2 separate regions of the Homo sapiens genome follow, and region 1 is linked to region 2. The links are chromatin contacts, found by Hi-C or POLR2A ChIA-PET in ENCODE. All regions are on one chromosome and are shown on one strand. Each heading gives the region's core, a stretch centred on a gene start or an enhancer-like site at or near the end of the contact. The rest is flanking DNA. Distances are from core to core; before and after follow the strand shown. Region 1 overlaps PPP1R14C (protein phosphatase 1 regulatory inhibitor subunit 14C). Region 2 overlaps PPP1R14C (protein phosphatase 1 regulatory inhibitor subunit 14C).

Evidence for each region. Hi-C counts contacts between places; a loop is a spot of excess contacts on that map. ChIA-PET counts read pairs that join two places held with the same protein, here RNA polymerase II (POLR2A). Pooled maps may share reads with other maps.
Region 1: a loop to region 2 is called in a pooled map, with 2.4 times the contacts of the local background. The contact joins two enhancer-like sites. A Hi-C loop is called at or near these places in 1 of 168 maps with a recorded cell type or tissue (heart left ventricle) and 2 of 50 pooled maps. POLR2A ChIA-PET finds 5 or more read pairs at or near these places in 5 of 52 experiments (AG04449, BJ, H1 and 2 more).

The regions. Positions count from the first base shown.
Region 1 is chr6:150,236,358-150,242,228 of GRCh38, reverse strand. The region is part of intron 3 of PPP1R14C (protein phosphatase 1 regulatory inhibitor subunit 14C); the gene reads right to left. Among named protein-coding and RNA genes, the nearest start is that of PPP1R14C, 96 kb to the right of the region's middle. Within about 2 kb of position 3,673, at least 10 of the 41 ENCODE cell types and tissues checked have a DNase peak (open chromatin) inside an H3K27ac peak, as active enhancers do.
Region 2 is chr6:150,193,942-150,199,337 of GRCh38, reverse strand. All of the region lies in intron 1 of PPP1R14C (protein phosphatase 1 regulatory inhibitor subunit 14C), which reads right to left. Among named protein-coding and RNA genes, the nearest start is that of PPP1R14C, 54 kb to the right of the region's middle. RefSeq lists a silencer at 1,891-2,185. Within about 2 kb of position 2,202, at least 4 of the 41 ENCODE cell types and tissues checked have a DNase peak (open chromatin) inside an H3K27ac peak, as active enhancers do.

The sequences.
Region 1 (5,871 bases), core at 2,424-4,923, 41 kb before region 2:
TTTATGTAGAGTTGGTAGAATTTCTTTCTTAAATGTCTGGTAAAATTCCCCACTGAAGCCATCTGGGCCTAGAGGGTTTTTGTTGTTGTTGTTGTTGTTTTGTTTTGTTTTGTTTTGTTGTGTGTTTGAGGGGAGGTTTTGAAAGGTTATACCTATTAAGAAATTTTCCTGTATGAGACAGCAAAAACAAAACTCTCTTTCCTACTCCCACACTCAACACAGAATACCTCATGTCACCAAAATGTGGGTGGGGGGTTTCCCCACATATCAAGTAATTCTCCAGAAGACATCAACAGAGTGTCCTACGATTCAATTCAATTCTGACACTTTTTTTTTCTTTTGAGACAAGAGTCTCACTCTGTCACCCAGGCTGGAGTGCAATGGCATGATCTCGGCTCATTGCAACCTCCGCCTCCCGGGTTCAAGCGATTCTTGTGCCTCAGCTTCCTAAGTAGCTGGGATTACAAGCATGTGCCACCATGCCCAGCTAATTTTTGTATTTTTAGTAGAGATGGGGTTTCGCCATGTTGGCTAGGCTGGTCTCGAACTCCTGGCCTCAAGTGATCCGCCCACCTCGGCCTCCCAAAATGCTGAGATTACAAGCGTGAGCCACTGTGCCTGGCTGATTCTGACACTATTTACCTGGAGCTGGCGTTAGAGTTAGATGCTACGGGTTAAAGTCTCAGGCCCACAAGCCTGACTCCAGCTTCAGATGCCAATTCTAGGTTCCAGGTTGTCAACCTATACTTCTGGCTGACCAGCTATGAATTGAGGTTCTCATGACCCTCTCTGAGGGTACAATAATTTGCTAGAGCAACTCCCAGAACTCAGGGAAACACTTATATTTACTTATTACATTAATAAAGGATGTGATAAAGGATACAGATGAACAGCAGATGAAGAGACACACAGGTCAGGGCTTGAGGGAAGGAGCATGGAGCTCTCGTGCCCTCTCTGGGCCCCTCTCCCAGCACATACATATGCTCAGCAACCCAGAAGCTCTCTGAACCCCACAGTTCTTCAGGGATTTTTATGTGGGCTTTATCATATAGGCATGATCAATTATTAACCCTATGTCCAGCCCCCTTCCTCTTTTTGGAGGATGGGGGTAGGGCTGAAAGTTCCAAGTTTCTAACTGTGGCTTGGTCTTTCTGGTGACCAGCACCCACTTAGGTGCCCACCAAGACATGCCTCATTAGAACAAAAGACACTCCTATCACCCAGGAAATTCCAACAGATTAGGAGATCTGGGTCAAGAACTGCGGTCAAAGATGAAATATTATAACAAAAGATGTACATAGCAACTGATTGCTCAGGAAATTGTAAGAGTTTTAGGAGTTCTGTGCCAAGGACCTGGAGCAGAGAGCAAATATGTATTTCTTATTATATTACAATGTTAAGGCAGGAGAATAGGGTCTGGAGGCAGGGAAACTAAGGCTGGTTTGCACAGACTGACTAGAAGTGAATCAAAAGGAAAACCCTAACTTTCCACACTCAGGTAACAAAAGGATCAGAGGCTGTTCTCTTTCCAACCCTCCTCACTTTCTGCATTGCAGATGAAAAATGGAAAGTACTTCTGATAGGTCCTCTCCCGCAAACAATCAGACTGGTCACAGGCCTAGCCTTCATCTGCACAGGGGTGTAACTTTGAAAATTCACTTCAGCCTCTGATTGGTCACCTTCTGCAACCAATCAGACTGGTTGCAGGCCACTACTTCATTTACATAGGGTCTAACCAAGTAACCAATGGGAAACCCCTAGAGGTTTCTGTAACCAGCACTCTTGAGCCACTTGCTCCAGCCCACTCCCAGTCTGTGGGGCGTACCTTCGTTTCAGCAAATCTGTGCTTTCATTGCTTCATTCTTTCATTGCTTTGTGTGTTTTGTCCAATTCTTTGTTCAAAACGCGAAGAACCTGGACATTCTCCACTGGTAACAATATCAGGCCTATTTCAACTAAGTTGTTGGATTTACTGGCACAAGCTTGTGCATAATATCTATAGAATCTGTAGTGATGTCACCTCTCTCATTCCTAATGTTAGTAATGTGTCTTCTCTCCTTATTTCCATTTATCATTATGGCTACAAGTTTATCAATTGTATTGACCTTTTCAAAGAATCGGCTTTTGTTTCACTGATTTTCTTTATTGGTTTTCTTTTTTTTATCTTCTTTTTTTGAGATGGAGTCTCACTCTGTCACCCAGGCTGGAGTGCAGTGGCACAATCTCGGCTCACTGCAACCTTCACCTCCCAGGTTCAAGTGATTCTCCTCCCTCAGCCTCCCGAGTAGCTGGGATTACAGGCATGCACCACCACGCCCAGCTAATTTTTTATATTTTTTGTAGAGACGGGGTTTCACCATGTTGGCCAGGCTGGTCTTAAACTCCTGACCCCAAGTGATCCACCCGCCTTGGCCTCCCAAAGTGCTGGGATTACAGGCGTGTAATTACACTGTGCCCAGCATGTTTTTCTGTTTTCTATTTCACTGATTTCTGCTTTTATCTTTATTATTTCCTTTCTCCACCTTGCTTTGGGTTTAATTTGCTCTTCTTTTCCTGGTTCCTAAGGTGGAAGCTCAGGCCATTGCTTTGAGACCTTTCCTGATGCAGACATTTACTGCTATATGTTCCCCCACCCCCAGCAGCACTAAGCATTGCTTTAGTGGCATCTCACACATTTTGATATGATGGGCTTTTATTTTCATTCAGTTTAAAATAGCTTCTAATTTCCCTTTTAATTTCTTCTTTGGACTGTGGGTTAGAAATGTGTCATTTAGTTTCTAAGGATTTGGAGATTTTCCAGATAATCTTTCTGTTACTTATTTCTAATGTAATTCCACTGTAATCAAAGAACACACTTTGTATGGCTTGAATCTTTTTAAATTTGAAAATTGCTTTCTGTCCCAGAATATGTCTGTCTTCATAAAAGTTCTGTGTACATCTTATTAAAAACCAGGCTGCCTCCAAGCTGATGTTTCACCACTACCTTTATACAGCCTCCTCCCATGTAACTTGTACGTATATTGGACATGCTGAAAGAAAGGATGAACACGAGTGTTCCCCTGTTGCAGGATATTCAAGTGAAAATGATATGTTATTTAAGGCAATTCTTTAACCACAACAGACATGATCTTTTGCAATATTCTAAAAAGGGAATCCATTCTTTTTTGAAGTTTCAGTCCCTGGCTAATAGGATGGGTGAGGATCAATGAGGAACTCCCTGGTGGATGTGGTTTCTGTATGGGGATCTGACACTGCTTACGCTCGACCGCCAAAAAAAAAAGAAGGAAACCCTGATTGAAGGCCTCCTCTATGTGGCCTCTTTACATGGTCCCGTATTTAATCCAATGTAGTAGAGGTTTTACAGTTCAAAAATACTGATATTCTAGTTCATTACAAGTCACTGCCTACGATCACCAAGCAAATGTTTGAATCCAGGCTTCTTGATGCCAACTGAATTTGATAAGTATGTACTGAGCCCATGCTCTAATCTAAGTAGAGTCTATGCCAGACTCTACTCAAGTGCTGAGATGCAGAGCAGAAGGTGGCAGAGGCCCTGCCTTCCAGGAGCTCCCAGGCCAGCTGGGAAAGAAGACACAGAAACACAGGCCCTGCCAACATATGGCATGAGCTGCAGCTGGGGGTGAACGGGTGCCCTGCGGGCAAAGGACAGCCCCTGTCAGGCCAGTTCAGGCTCCTCCCATGCTGCCTCCCACAGCCAAAGACTGGAGAAGGCAGCCAGAGCTCTGAGAGGCCTCGAAAGACCTCTGTGTTCACTGAAAGGCCACAGAATCCGGAAATGACTGCTCTGGAAGGGCCAGCTCCCTCCCTTTCCTTCCTCCCACCCTCTCCTCTCTCCTTCCCCCATCACTCCTTCCGGGGAAATTTTTATTAACTGACTGCCTCTCCACCAGTTTCTAAGATCTGGCCATTCTAGTTTCCTAGCAGTTGAAATACAATTTCAGCTAACTGCCATAATTTTTAAAAGACAAACAAACATTTGCCTTGACCTAGCTTTCAAGACAAGCAGTATCTATTTTCTACACTGCCTCAGTAGCTTTTGTCCAAATATGTCTCAAAATACTACCTAAGAGATCCTGGGTCCACACCTTAGAATCTACCTCTCAGCAGAAGCATTCTCTGTGGGCTGTTGTGCTCAGCCCTGGGCAGGGACAGAACAGCAGGTGGACAAATTGTCGCATGTACTGCTTGTGATGAGGCTGGGGCCGTGTGTCCTGAGGACTATGGATCGTATAATGATGCAAGAAGGAGAGAAACAGAAGAAAAAGGTTTGGCTTACAAATATAGAAGAACCCTTTGAAACAGATGCCTAAAAAAAACCTAATGGGCTTGTTCCTGCCAGAAAGGAGTCACCCAATACATACCACACATGGTAAGAAGCAGTGTAGCCACATGCCTACGAGAGGGACTCTAGAGTCAGATGACTTGGGTTCAAATCCTTCTGCACCACTTAGAAATGAATCATTTTCTCCATGCCTCAGTTTTCCTCACCTATAAATAGGAGCAATGACAATAAGACCTCACCTCAAGGATGCTGTAAGGATTAAATGATGAGATGAATTACTGTATGTTACATGTTTGGAAAAGTGCTTAAAGAGTAGTAAGTGCTGTACAAGTGCTTGATACTGTCATCATCGTTATCATCATCATCATCAGACTACACTGAACTTTCCAGTCTACAAATTCAAATCAAGAATATGCTACTCTGGGCCAGGCATGGTGGCTCACGCCTGTAATCCCAGCACTGTGGGAGGCCGAGGCAAGCAGATCACCTGAGGTTGGGAGTTCGAGACCATCGTGACCAATATGGTGAAACCCTGTCTCTACTAAAAACACAAAATTAGCAGGGCATGGTGGCACATGCCTGTAATCCCAGCTACTCCGGAGGCTGAAGCAGGAGAATCACTTGAACCCAGGAGGTGGAGGTTGCAGTGAGCTGAGATCACACCATTGCACTCCAGCCTGGGTAACAGAGCAACACTCCGTTTCAAACAACAAAAAAAAAGAATATGCTACTCTGACCACACTAAGAAAAATGTAGCTTATATCCCCCCTGCCCCACCCCCGCCCATTTTCGCCATGGGAAAGGTTTGACATTGAAGACAGAGGAGAAGTATGTTGTGTGACACCAAGTGAGACCATGGGTGCTCAGGCTGGGGCATGGATGTCAGGCTGGGCGCAGCACACATGTGTTTCTTCTGAGGAAGCTGTCAGTGTTCCACCAGTGTTTCTCCCTCAGTGATGGTCAGTTTTCCCAGCTTAGACAACAGAGACTCTAACCGCTGAGAAAATCCACAGCAGGCTCTCCGTCCTGCCTGGCCAAGGGCCACAGTCCCTGTAGCTCCTTCCTCAGATTCCTGCCTGGGACCGCTCCTCCCCACAGCCTGAGCAACAGCCCAGGACCAAAATCAGCCACTCCAGAGCCACCCAGACTGTGCGACCTCCCGTCTCAAGGGACTACAAAGGAGATCGTATTTATTCTTCACATCATGAAGTGCTAGAATTGCACTTGAAAACATTCCTTAGGTGGCATTTCCCAACAGCTCCCTCCTGGCTAAACACACACACGCGCACACACACACACACACACACACACAGTGGCACCAACCACCTCCCTCCGCTTTCAGCTCCTCCTCCTCATGCTGGCTCCTCTGAGTCTTTGGATGTGGCCGCTGTCACACTGCAGGTGAAGTTTTACCCTCTCACGGAAAACAATGAAAAGGTCCTGTCTTCAGTAAACTCCTGGGCCCCTACCTCTCATCTCAGTCCTGGGCACTATTTTGGGATCTGAGAATGCACCGCATGGACCTTTTTAATGCATTCACTCACCCGAGACTATTCTTTCCTATGTGT
Region 2 (5,396 bases), core at 953-3,452:
AATATTATCATTTTAGCCATTAAATTTCAACACCTGAATTTTGGAGGGGACACATTCGAATGATAGCCGTGCCTCAGCTGAAAGCCTGTTCTTTTTCAAGTTATGATTCACATTCATAAAATACCTGCCCCAGAATCACCCCCATGAACTTGTAAAAATGCAGATTCCTGAGAACCCCCTCCAAAGCCACTGACCCGTCATATCTGAGTGAGGTATCACAAGTCACCATAGTTGGGAGCCACAGGCATTAGCCTCTGAGAGCCAGTGCTTCCAAAGGTGTTGAGTTTAAGTAAAGGATGCCATTCCATTATAGATGGTGACAATAAAAAAAAAAAAAGAAGAAGCCTACCACTTCTGTCTGGTCACTGATTTCTGCACATCTTTTGGAGAAAACAATCGTGCATGCTGTGCTTCCTGGCTATGTTACCCCTACTGCAGGCAGGGCACTGTGCTAGGTGCTGAGGATTCAAAGATCTGCAAGACGTAAGAACTACCACTTGGCAGGTAAGACAAAATCATCACAACTGATGATGAGCGAGGCAGATGGCTGCTACAGAAAGACACCCTTTTCCCTGGCTGTGGAAGCCAAGCTCAGCAGCATAAGTGCCAGCGGGGCTGCCCGGACTATGTCAGCGGCACCATTCCTCGGCCACTGCTCATCTTTGCTTCTCCTGAGCCCCTCTGAGAACAGATGGCATTGCTGAGGTCCCTCAGTGTTTCTCAGCACCTGCTGGCACCTCCATTGCAAACAAGACCGTCAAGAAAACCATCTTCCACAACTTTTGTAATCATCCAGGTCTTAACCCATAGAATGTGGCAAGACTGGTCAAAATGTCAAGGAATGGGACATTCTGGCAGGGGAACAAGCCATGCACACCCTCCCTCAGCAAGGGGCAGCTCTCCCCTCCCTGGAGAGGATGGTCACCTGACAACCACGCAGCCACAGCAGGGACACACAAAGCCGGGCATCCAGGCCCTCCTCCACCGTGGCGGCCAGGGGCACACAAAGCCGGGCATCCAGGCCCTCCTCCACCATGGCGGCCAGGGGCACACAAAGCCGGGCATCCAGGCCCTCCTCCACCGTGGCAGGCAGGGGCACACAAAGCCGGGCATCCAGGCCCTCCTCCACCGTGGCGGCCAGGGGCACACAAAGCCGGGCATCCAGGCCCTCCTCCACCGTGAAGGGCAGGGGCACACAAAGCCGGGCATCCAGGCCCTCCTCCACCGTGACGGGCAGGGGCACACAAAGCCGGGCATCCAGGCCCTCCTCCACCGTGGCGGCCAGGGGCACACAAAGCTGGGCATCCAGGCCCTCCTCCACCATGAAGGGCAGGGGCACACAAAGCCGGGCATCCAGGCCCTCCTCCACCGTGACGGGCAGGGGCACACAAAGCCGGGCATCCAGGCCCTCCTCCACCGTGGCAGGCAGGGGCACACAAAGCTGGGCATCCAGGCCCTCCTCCACTGTGGCGGGCAGGGGCACACAAAGCCGGGCATCCAGGCCCTCCTCCACCGTGAAGGGCAGGGGCACACAAAGCCGGGCATCCAGGCCCTCCTCCACCGTGGCGGCCAGGGGCACACAAAGCCGGGCATCCAGGCCCTCCTCCACCGTGGCGGCCAGGGGCACACAAAGCCGGGCATCCAGGCCCTCCTCCACCGTGGCGGGCAGGGACACAGATGTCATGGCCAGATTGCCTCCACATTGGAAAACAGGAGGTGCTTTCTCTCCACCCCGCTACAGCAACCTGGATACCCACCACCAGCCTTCCCACGGCAGCCTGGAAATCAGCAATGTGCCAATCTTAAAGCATCCCATTAGCTTTTACGCCACCTGTTCCCTTCTCACTAATCTCACCGACCCCAGGCCGGCAGCGAATATTCAGTTCAACTCAAACATTTCTTACCTCTCCATGCAAGACAGGTGCCCTCTGGAGCCAGAGCTCTGAGGCCACCTCCAGGGAGTGACTGCGGTGGGTAAGAGGCCCACAGTTTAACTTCCTAGACCAACGACAGTGGCTAGAAAGTCCAGCTGTTCCCATGAATTGGACCTGTGGCAGGTGCAGGGAAGTGCCGCAGGCGGGAGCAGAGCCTCTCACACTGGGCTCCTCCCTTAGTTCTTTCCTCTTCCACAGACTCCCTCATCCCCCACCTCTGGGAGGCCTGAGGTAGGCAGGGGCAGAGACAATCCTTGTAACCTTCTCCAGTCCTTCAACAGAGACTCCAGCCAGTTCCCAAACTCGGGATCTATAGAGGTGCAGCAAGCAGCAGCTGGAGCCTGAGGGGAGGGTGGAAGGTTGTGTTTACTGGAGGGAGGGAGAAGGGAGGACAAGTACATTCCAGCCTTCCTGAGACCCAGGAAGTTCTTGGCATCTTCTGCAAATGCCATTGGCACTGATTAGGCTAGATTTTCACCTTTACAACAACAGCTTTGTAGCTTAGACTCCAGACAAGTAGTGTAGAATAAAATTCCAATTAATTTTAAAAACTCCAACTGTGTTATTCTGACTCGGCCATGAAGTAAGTTTCCACTGAGGCAGTAAATTGTTGTCTCATCTACCTCTGCTGCTTCTGCTACTAGAACAGACACTCAAATCAGATCACAAGTCACAGCAGATGGACAGGGAGAAGGAGAGGCCATGCTTTAATTTTAACAAATGAAGTGATTGAAACACATCTTTACTTTTCAAAGGAAAAACGGTGGCAAATACTAATGGGACAAGTTCTTTATGCTGATCTATGTTTCCATTCCCAGAAAGAGGTGTTAAATGGTACATGATTAAATGGTTAAGCCTCTCCCCAGAGCTTTATTTTCTCCTGAGCAGGGAACAATTTGGATTGAGGAGAACATACTCAAAACAACCTTAGAGATTCAAAAAAAAAAAAAGTCCTTAGAAGAGAAACTAGATTCAAGAATTGGATGCCTTGCTACTACTTCTGCTAAATATTGACATAAAAGAAAGGAGAAACAGAATGTCTCACACCTAGTGGGCGGTCCATAATTATCTGCTGAGTGACTGACTGAATGATTTACTTTGAGTCCCAGTGGCTCTGAACCAGCAAGCTTACACAGATGCTATAAAGGCAAGCAGGGCTGAAGATTTATTGTTGCCCAGTTGCCCTCAATGACCATAAATCTTTGCCAGTTTCTAGGCTGTTCCAGGCAGTACAGCTAGAAGCTCAGAAGGCTTAACAACAGTGTATTGCAATGACTTCCTTTGGAAGGCCCCATTGATGCTCCTATTTATAGAAAGGGGTGAGAGGTCTAGCAGAACTACGGTTTTAGTCTCTCTGACACAAGAGAGGAGAATCCCAGTCCCCCACTCACTGAGACAGGTTCTTCAGCCCAGACAGCGACCAAGCTGCAGAGTGGCAGGTCTTCAGTCCTTGGACACAGCAGAAGATGGGCAAGGGGCATTCAGGCCAATCACTGCCCATGACCTGACACTGCCTTAGAACTGGGAGTTTCCTGTCCTCTGGCCTCCCATAGCTCTGTGGTCCTAGGCATATTAAAACCCATCAAGAATGGGCACAGTGTCTCAGTTTGGGAAGATGAGAAAGTTCGGGAGATGAATGGTGGGGATGGTTGCAAAAAAAAATAGTAAATGTACTTAATGTAGCTGACCTGTACACTTAAAAATGGCTAAAATGTTAAATTTTATATTATGTGTATTTTACAACAATAAAAAAACAAAACAAGGGGCTGAGCATGGTGGTTCATGCCTGTAATCCCAGCATTTTGGGAGGCCAAGGTGGGCAGATCACTTTCAGCTCAAGACCAGCCTGGGCAACATGGTGAAACCCCATCTGTATAAACATACAAAAATTAGCCAGGCATGGTGGTGGGTGCCTGTAGTTCCAGCTACTCAGGAGGCTGAGGTGGGAGGATAGCTTGAGCCCAGGAGGCAGAGGTTGCAGTGAGCCGAGATAGCACCACTGCTTTCTAGCCTGGGCAATAGCGACACTCTATCTCAAAAACAAAACATGTCAATCCAGATGTGTATCAGTTGTCTCCACTAGCAAACTAAGAGCTCCTTGAGGGCAGGAACTGCATTTCATTTATTTTTTTAGCCCCCATGTATAACATGGTATCCACACACACACATATACTGCAATTTGTTATTGAGTGAATAAACCGGAGCTCTCTGCCATGTAAAATGCTTAGGCTTAAAACTACCATAAAACTCATTTTCTGAAATGTTCAAGTTAAGAATAAGAGTAACCCACATAATTGCATGAGTAACCTCCTCTTGAAATTGAGACAGATTTGAAGATGGTCATACAGGTTATATTCAAAAGGCTATAACTAGTAACTGCTCTAGGTATGTAAGTAAAGTACAAAGCAAAAGCAGACACATATTCTTTTTATAACTTTTGCCTTTATCAATTTATTCCAGACAGAATGCCTCCTGGATCAACTGTCATATTTATGAACTGAGTCAATCTCACCTTTAAATCAGTGTCAATAATTGTATTCAACATGTGTAAGTACTCAAACAAGTAGACTTCCCCGGTACTCACTGAGATGCTAAAGAATAACAAACATCAACCCCCAAGCAGTGGTCAAACAAAACAGGGTCTTAAACTATGCAACAAATTATAAGAGCCTCTTTTACGTTTTATAGCTGAACAAGCAAATCATTTTATCAGATTCACCAAGGACAGAACTGTTTGTGCTAAAGGCGAGGTGAGTTAGGAGTAGTCAGAAGCCAAGGTGGTTTAATAAAATGTAAAATATTTTAAATAAAACACTATTTAATCATTTTTGCATCCTACTGGTAGATAATCAAAGAGCTACTCCTTTAATTAATGGAAAAGCATGATTTATAATTGGCATACAAATTGTAGTAGAACATTATTTGGTTCTCTTCACTAAATTACACATGCCACTTAAAATCCTGTTTACAGTATCATTTTGTACATACTCTCAAGAGACAAAACAAACAGGGGTTGCCAAAGAAAGATAAATCTTGGCTCAAGCTGTGTCCAAATCCTTATAAGTGTTTTGAATTTGTTAAGTAACCATTTCTTGGGATAAGTGGAAGGTAACAGAAATGGAAGAGGGATTTAGAGAAAAAAACAAAATAAGAAAACCATGCCCACTGTATTAGTCTGTTCTCACGCTGCTGGTAAAGACATACCCGAGACTGGGTATTCATAAAGAAAAAGAGGTTTAATGAACTCACAGTTCCACATGGCTGGGGAGGCCTCACAATCATGGCAGAAGGCGGAAGGCACTGCTTTCATGGCAGCAGCAAGAGAGAAATGAAAACCAAACAAAAGGAGTTTCCCTTTACAAAACCAGCAGATCTCGTGAGACATTCACTACCATAAGAACAGTATCAGGGAAACCGCCCCCCATGATTCAATGATCTCCCACAGGGTCCCTCCCACAACAC